2 separate regions of the Homo sapiens genome follow, and region 1 is linked to region 2. A link is an interaction called in ENCODE POLR2A ChIA-PET data of the cell type or tissue named here. Cell type or tissue: HepG2. All regions are shown on one strand.

Evidence for each region. Peaks named below come from ENCODE experiments on the same cell type or tissue, not always from the same donor. Only the 100,000 strongest peaks of a DNase experiment are listed, where the experiment ranks them.
Region 1: POLR2A ChIA-PET joins it to region 2 with 5 read pairs; 5 of 35 experiments call an interaction of 5 or more read pairs at or near these places.

Annotation. Positions count from the first base shown.
Region 1 is chr17:44,113,880-44,117,879 of GRCh38, reverse strand. HDAC5 (histone deacetylase 5) reads left to right here. Exons shown (of 27, transcript NM_005474.5): 2 at 176-386. The coding sequence starts at 365. LOC105371789 (a long non-coding RNA gene) reads right to left here and starts at 1,968. Exons shown (of 3, transcript NR_136415.1): 1 at 1,885-1,968. In HepG2, CTCF peaks have their summits at 2,076 (motif pointing right) and 2,836; a DNase peak (open chromatin) is centred at 2,083.
Region 2 is chr17:43,976,661-43,980,660 of GRCh38, reverse strand. It overlaps a transcript of PYY not described here. Among named protein-coding and RNA genes, the nearest start is that of PYY, 25 kb to the right of the region's middle. In HepG2, no CTCF peak of the experiment used is centred here; no DNase peak of the experiment used is centred here; H3K27me3 peaks cover 2,734 bases.

The sequences.
Region 1 (4,000 bases), 140 kb before region 2:
TAGTAAGATAAGAAACCAGGGTCTATCCAGTTCTGCAGATTTCTCCTGTGGCTGTGGGCAGGTATCCCTCCCTCTCATCCCTCATCCCCAGGTACAAACTGATGAGCTCCAAGGTCTCCTTCGACTCTCAGATTCCTGAGTTAGGGGCCTCTAACCCTGCTCCATCTCTCCCCAGGGATGCCGTTCTGAGTGCCTGACTGCCTCGCCCCGAAGGATGGCCTCGGATGGGCATTAGAGGCACGGCGGCCCCGGGCTCCCGTCCCGTCCGTCTGTCTGTTATCGTCTGTCTCTCTTGACATCACCGCAGCTCCACCCCCTCCCGTCCCAGCCCCCAACGCCAGCTTCCTGCAGGCCCAGAGCCGGCATGAACTCTCCCAACGAGTCGGGTAAGAGCTGGGAGGTTGGAGAAGAGCACCCTGGGGTAGCTTCGGATGCAATGGGCTGTGTGGGTTTCCCTTCCAGGCCAGCTGACCTTTACTGTCTGAGCTATAAGGGAATGAGGGGGTAAGGAGTGGAGAAGTGTTGCAAGAAAGGGCCCATGAGGTAGACCTGGGAATCGAGGGATCGATGGTCCGGTCTGGTCCTGGGAAGGCAATGGGTCCTACTCTGCCCCCCATGCTTGCCCTCTCAACTTAGGGGTGTTCAGCTCCAGCTTCGCCTTCCCCTGCTAGCCAAGACAGGTGGGCCTGAGGGGGCAGTGTGTATCCCTTAATCTCTCTGGGCAGTCTGGGATGATGTTGGAGGAATTTCTTTACTATAGCAGAATGCTCAGCTTCCTTTTCGTGATGGTGGCTTCTTTACTTAGTGGAATGTTTGTGTTCCATACTTTTTTCTTAGTGGAGGTTTACAAGGGCACTGGGCCTTAACCTCCGTGTGCAGGTGCGTGGCATTGGGTGGGAGTGGGGTGACGTGTGTAGAGGAGTCTCGGCTCTCCTCTGAGTCCAGGTAGACTGCCTCTCTTCCTCTTGGGCCCTTCATATGGTAGATTGCTAATCTGGGGTCTTTTACTCTGAGATTTCCTGTTCCTCTTTGTTCCTAGGACCCTGTCCAGTGCTGCCAGAAATAGTCTATTTGGGGGACTCTAGGCAGCTTGATGTGCAGCTGGGTCTGGATGTATGCCTGTGAGGCTGTGTTCTAGTGGCCTGAGCTGGACCCTCAGCAGTTTCCCAGGAGGGTCCTGGGGCAGTGTGGTCAGAGTAGTGGCTGTCGTCTCCTCCTCCTCGGGTGTCTCCTTCCACACAGTGTTAAAGGTCCATCTTGCTCAACTTTAGCTCTCCACGGCCCATCGTACTCCTCATCTTTTTTATGTAGGGGTAGGTGGATATTTCTCCTTTTAGAGATAGGGCAATTGGGGCCTAGGATGAATACCCATTTGCAGGATTGTACAGAAGCAGCATCAGGGAGGAATCCAGACCACCCCACATTTTCTTCCCCATCATCCTTTCTGTAGGGTTTGCTGTTCTCCTTCAGATATTCCTCCCTCTGCCCTTGCCCTCATTCAGCCCCTAGGGGCTGGGACAGGTGGGCTGCCCAGCTCTGCCCTCTTGCTTGCCCCTCTGAGGCTGGATGGCGAAGGGAAAGGAGAGGCCTGGGTCCTCATCTGTCCCTCGTGCATCTTGGCTGGACACTACCCCAGCAAGCTCAGCCATGTCGGGCAGTAGTGCCAGCTACTTCTTTCCTCTGAGTTGTGACGCTGACCTGTCCAGGAGCCATCTGCAGTCCCTGCTTCCCATGGGGCTGGGGTCTAACTCTTGGCCAAGGGAATTGAAGCTGCCTAGCGGCATCTGTTGGTGGCTTGGAAAGGATTTTTCCCAGCTTTGGGGTTTCTTTCCCTTGCAGGGAAATGTGATAATCAACCCAGGATAGATGAAGTTATTGGGTTACCTTTCCAGATGCTGGCGGTCCAAGTTTCCCTTGCAGCTACCTCTGTGGGAGCTGACAAGAGTGTTGGAGGAGCTGGACGTGTCCACCAACGCAGGAGGCTGGCAGCTTGAGAGCCACTGCTGAGCCCTGGCCAGGAGGGGCGTCCTGAGTGGGCCTGTGGAATGGGCCCCGCGTCCTGCCTGGCTTTCCAGCTCCCCCCAGCAGGGGGAGATGCTGTCTTCTCTGTGTTGGGGAAAGAAGGAAAAAAGGAGGGGGCCAGGGATTGGGAACCTCATTTTAGGATTGTTGAGAGGCTTTGGAACTGGGGCCACTGCTTGGGGATGTTTGCTTGAGGCCCTTCCTGCAGAGTGTTCCTGGGGTTCTGGACTGGCTTTCCCAGTTGTGGGGTTCCAGCTGCCCTGGGCCAGGGAGATAGTCAGCCTCCCCCCAGCTCTTCCTTTCTGAGGGGCCTAGCGTCTGCTATTCCCAGAGCTTGGGCTGGCATCTGGGCTAGGGCTGGGGTGCCCAGCGCCTGGCAGAAGCCTGGAAACCACATGCCTTGGAACTCGGCGGAAGTAAAGTGAGACCACCGATTGAAGCCAGAGCACGCGGGTGTCCACTTCCCTGTAGAGAGCCCCAAGAAGGAAAGGTATGGGCCATGGGGCAGGAGATAAGAGGTGGGAAGGAAGGAAATGGTTAGTCCCCAGGGTCTGCTGCAGCCCCTGAGCGCCTCCCACCTTTTCCTCACTTCCCTGAACACTTGCTCCTCTTTCCCCAGAGTAAAGGACAGTAGGCTTTGTAAGGGGCAGAGCTTCTGGTTCCCCTCAAGTCCTCTCAGCGTAGGAGCTTTTCAGTTTGGCAAGTCCTCACTGAGTATCACCAACAGGCTCAGCCTGTGGAAGACAGAAGAAAATATGAGATGGGCCATCCCTGGTCCTCACAGTGAACATGTTAGCAAGAGAGACTGTTTTGGTGAGGGGCAGCAGGTGGAGACTGTGAGTGATTTCCTTCTGGGGCCCACTGCCCAGGAAGGTGGGAGCTGATGACTTCCCTCTGGCTCGGGCTGCCTACCAGCCTTTGACTTTATTTACCTCTTTTGCAGTCTTGGAATCACAGGCGGAGGCTATTGATGGGGTTGCCTGCTTCCCTGAGACCATTCCCTGATCTCTGCCTTTTCTTCCGGCAAAAGGGGGTTTGAGGATTAAGGCTGTCTTTATTTTTCTGGAACTGTTTGCTTCTGCATGTTCTCCTCAGTGGGGCTGAAAGGCTGACAGAACTTTCCCTCAGCTCAGACTCGGCCCAACCAGGTTGGAGGAGCTGCCCAGGGGCCTGGGACCCAGGCCAGCTCTGGTTGTACCCTCTTTGTGCCATTGCCCAGAAGAGCAGGCAAGAGTGAGGCCCACTGTGCAAGCCAGTCTGGGTGGCAGCGGGGCCATGGAGGAGGCGGCCAGGATCCTTCTCCCCAGTGTGGGAGGGAGACAAGCTTCATGACAACACCTGCCTGCCCAGCGCCTCCCAGAACCTTCACACTTTCTCTCTTTCCCTTTTCCAGGATGGAGGGCAGCAGCCCCCCCCCCCCACGCCTGCTCTCTGGGTGACCAGAGAAACTGGGGCATGGGTGTGGGGTGGAGCCAGGAACCTCGGTGTCCTGCCTTCCAGCCTTGGGCTCTGCCTCCTTCAGAGCCCCCAGGGAAGGCAGGCAGTGAGAAAGTGGGTCAATCCTGGCATGGGGCTGGGGTCTGAGAAGTAGACTCCTGGCCTCCCTTCTCTACTGAGATGCCCCCTGGCACACCTCTGTGCTCACTGCAGAGCGGGACCTGCTTCTCCCCTCCTCTTCCCTGCTCTATCATTCCAAAGAGATTGAAGGCTTAGAATGGAATGGCCAGAGAAGGCAGGGTCAACCCTGAGGGGAAGTAGAAGATGCCAAAGTAGGTGTTCACATTTTTCCTGGACTTGGCTTCAAATGAGAGGGTTCAGCCAACACCTAGCATGGGGCCTGGCTGGCACATGGCAGCTCCCAGGCCATGCTGATGGGCTCCAGCATGACTGGGCTCGAAGGGCAGGAAAGAACAGGAGGGTGGGCAGGTCTGATATCTGGGTCTCAGGGAAGCTGGCATCTCACACTTCATCCAGGGTG
Region 2 (4,000 bases):
TTCTATTAAAAATACAAAAATTAGCTGAGTGTGGTGGTGGGCACCTGTAATCCCAGCTACTCCGGAGGCTAAGGCAGAGAATTGCTTGAACGCAGGAGGCAGAGGTTGCAGTGAGCCGAGATTGCGCTACTACGCTCCAGCCTGGGTGACAGAGTGAGACCCTGTCTCAAAAAAAACAAAACAAAACAAAACAAAAAGTCCAGGCATGGTGGCTCACTCCTGTAATCCCAGCACTTTGGGAGGCCGAGGCGGGCGTATCACCTGAGGTCAGGAGTTTGAGACCAGCCTGGCCAACATGGTGAAACCCCATCTCTACTAAAAATACAAAAATTAGCCGGGCATGGTGGCGCATGCCTGTAATCCCAGCTACTCGGGAGGCAGAGGCAAGAGAATTGCTTAAACTCCGGAGGTGGAGATTGCAGTGAGCTGAGATTGTGCCATTGCACTCCAGCCTGGGCAACAGAGTGAGACTCTGTCTCAGAAAAAAAAAAAAAAAAAAAAAAAGGTGGAGGGGAAAGAAAGAAAAAAGAATACTATCTGATTCCACATAACTTATGTGTTAGAAATGAGGAAAAATGGTTATCCTCAGCAGGGAAGGGATAGAAAGGTAGGGGACACTGGGAGGACTTCCTAGGGGCTTGTAATGTTCTGTTTCTTAAGCTGGGTGCTGGTTGCATTGATGCGCTTTGTTTGTGAAAATCCATTGAGCTGAACATTTACAATCTGTGCACTTTAGGTGTGCTAGTCTTCAATAAAAAGTTGAAAATGTGTTTTGACATTTATGGAGCTAGCGTTTGGGTAAATTGAAGCTGTGTGTCACTGATTAAACTCTCTTGGCCCTGTTGTTCCCTCCCCTACTCTTCCCCCTCTTCTATTCCTGGGCCTCACCTAGCTACCCCCACACCCATTTCTCCCCCCACCGCTGGTCTGCTTCTGATTGCGCAGGATATGCAATTATATATATAAATTTTTTTTTCTGTTGTTTGAGACAGAGTCTTGCTGTCACCCAGGCTGGAGTGCAGCGGTGCCATCATAGCTCACCATAGCCTTCATCTCCCAGCATTAAGTGACCCTCCTGTCTCAGTCTCCTGAGTAGCTGGGACTACAGCTTTTTTTTTTTTCATCTTTATTAGAGAAGAGGTCTCACTATGTCATCCATAAGCATGTTTTTGTTAAAGAAGTCCTTTAAATTTTTTTCCCACAAAACTGCTGTATAGGCAGGTGCAGCCATTGTCTAGAAGCCCTGCCTTCCCTGATGTTTTATCGGTTTGAGATTAGGCTCAGCTGTGAGTGAAGAGAAATTTCAAAATAACAAGGACTTAAATCAGGGATTCTCAAATTTAAGTGTGCAGCAGAATCACTTGGAGGGCTTAATAAGACTCCAACTGCTGGGGCCCATGCCCAGGGCTTCTGACTCAGTAGGTTCGGGATGGGGCCTGAAAATGCGTGTTTCTAATTAGCCGCCAAGTGATGCTGCTGCTGCTGCTGCCAATCTGGAAATCACCCTTTGAGAACAACTGCTGGAAACACATCAAGTTTTTTTCCCTCGTGTAAAAAGCCTAGAGGCCTTTTGGTGGTTCAGAGATCCTTCCAGCTTTTCACTTTGGCTCCCTAAGGTGCGACACTCATCGCATGGCCCAAAATGACTGCTTCAGCTCCAGCCATTAGAGATTTATTCCAGCAGACAGGAAAGAGGAAGGGGCAGAAGAAAAACAGACCTTTATGGATAAGGGCACTTTACAGGGGGTGCCCACAGTTTAAGGGTTAGACCGACCAATGCCTTGGCCCTTCTGATGCAGAGTATGGAGGGCTATGCTGCTGGGAGCACAGGGAGGGGCCCCAACCCAGCCAAGGGGTGGGAGTGGGAGGTGACCTCTACAAATAGCAATTCCTGTCTACCTTTAGTGTTGGTGCAAAGATTACATTTTAAAAATGGATGTGACTGTGATTTACAAGTGGCAAGTCCTATAGAGAAGTTCCTTGCTTTTCTGTCTGAGGTACAGACCCAAACTGGGGTGGGGGTGTAATAGCCTGTTTTGGGAATTACACTGAGCCTTGCCTGCAGGAGATATGATCTGGGAGAGAGGCTGGCAAGGGGGGTCTTTAAATACTGATGGAAGCCATGAAAGATGCTTTTCCCCAGAAAGATACACTTTCTTTTCTTTTCTTAGAGAACAGAGTCTCGCTACATTGTCCAGACTGGTCTTTAACTCCTGGGCTCAAACGATCCTCCTGTCTTAGCCTCCCAAAGTGCTGGGGTTACAGGTGTGAGCTATCATACCCAGCCAAAATACAGTTCACTTCTCTCTCTTTTCCTTCCTTTCCTTTTCTTCCCTTCCCTTCCTTCCTTCCTTCCTTCCATCCTTCTTCCTTCCTTCCTTCTCTCTCTCTCTCTTTCTTTCTCTTTCTTTCCTTCTTTCCTTTCTTCTTTCTTTCTCTCTCTTTCTTTCCTTCTTTCCTTTCTTCTTTCTTTCAGGGTCTTGCTCTGTCACCCTTATGTCTGGTGGCATAATCATGGCTCACTGCAGCCTTGACCTCCTGGGCTCAAGTGATCCTCCCACCTCAGCCTCCCAAGTAGTGTAGATTACAGGTGCGTGCCACCATGCCTGGCTAATTTGTTTTTTTGTAGAAACGGGCCTCCCCCTGTTGCCCAGGCTGGTCTTGAACTCCTGGGCTCAAGCAATCCGCCTGCCTCAGCCTCCCAAGATGCTGGGATTACAGGTGTGAGCCACCGTGCCCGGCCAAGATTCACTTTGATACATGTTTTACTATGCAACCTCAAGGGGTTCACAGGCCCCTGAGGCTCACTGAGGAACCCCGTTTAAGAATCCTTGTTCTAGAGGAAATCTCCATCTCAGCAGTGGTTTTAGGAGCCCCAGGCTCTGGGACAGCAGTTTCAGGAGGTTTTCCTGAATGGCCCCAACTCCAAAGTGGGGACTCTAAGTGGGAAGACCCCTGTGGCAGTGGCATAGGTGGCTCTGAGATGGTGCTGCAGTTTCAAGGGACCCCAGAACTGGGCTGAGGACACAGAGTAGGGTGAAGGTAAGCAGGAGAAAGTGGACAGAGGGACAAAGGGGCATGGAGCAGGGAGAGTCGGGGGTGCACCTGCCAAGGAACTGCAGGTCAGCAGTGCCAGTGTTGGGCGGGCAGGTGCCGGAACACCTGCAGCGTGTTCCCAGCTGGGGCAGGACTCCTTGCATGAGTCCTGGTGCAAGGGGCGTCCAGGAGTGGCCCCTGGAACTCTAGTTTCCAGGTCACTGACTTGGGCCTTGTTCTCCCTGGGAGGTGGCGGAAAGGTGGGAGTGGGTCAATTCTTGTTTTCTTCTCTCTCTGCTGTCACCTTCCACCCTCCTCTCTGATAGATGGCACAGACTAAGTCGCAGCTAATGGCTTTCTGCAGAGCCCTTGGAACTAATGAAGCTGCTAACAAGTGCCTGGGTAAATGAATTGCCATCCCTGCCTCCCTCTCCCCCTCCCTCTCCCTGCCCCGCTGAAGGCCATGGGCTGCACAGCAGCTCAAGGCCACTGGAGACACAGAATGGGGGATGAAGGATGGGGCCTGTCACTCTAGGCCAGGAAGGCAGGGTGGGGGGACATGAGAGGGTGGAGGTAAACACTGGGGAGAAGCATATATGGAGAGGGAGTTGGTGAGAATTGTGGAGAAATGTGGGTAGAGGCCGGTGGCAGAGACATGAGCAAGAAGAAGGGATGTGTATCGGGTAGGGTGGGGTGAGGTGGAGTGATGGTCCCCTTCTGTGCCAGGCACTGGTGCACAAAGATCAGAAGCCCCTGCCTTGTCCTTGAGGAAACCACATTTTGGTAGGGGGTAGAGAAACATATAGAGATAGTCACTGGTTGGTTTTTGTTTTTGTTTTTATGTTTTTGGTTTGAGACAGAGTCTCGCTGTGTCACTGAGGCTGGAGTGCAGTGGCGTGATCTTGGCTCACTGCAAACTTGACCTCCCGGGTTCAAGTGATTCTCCTGCCTCAGCCTCCTGAGT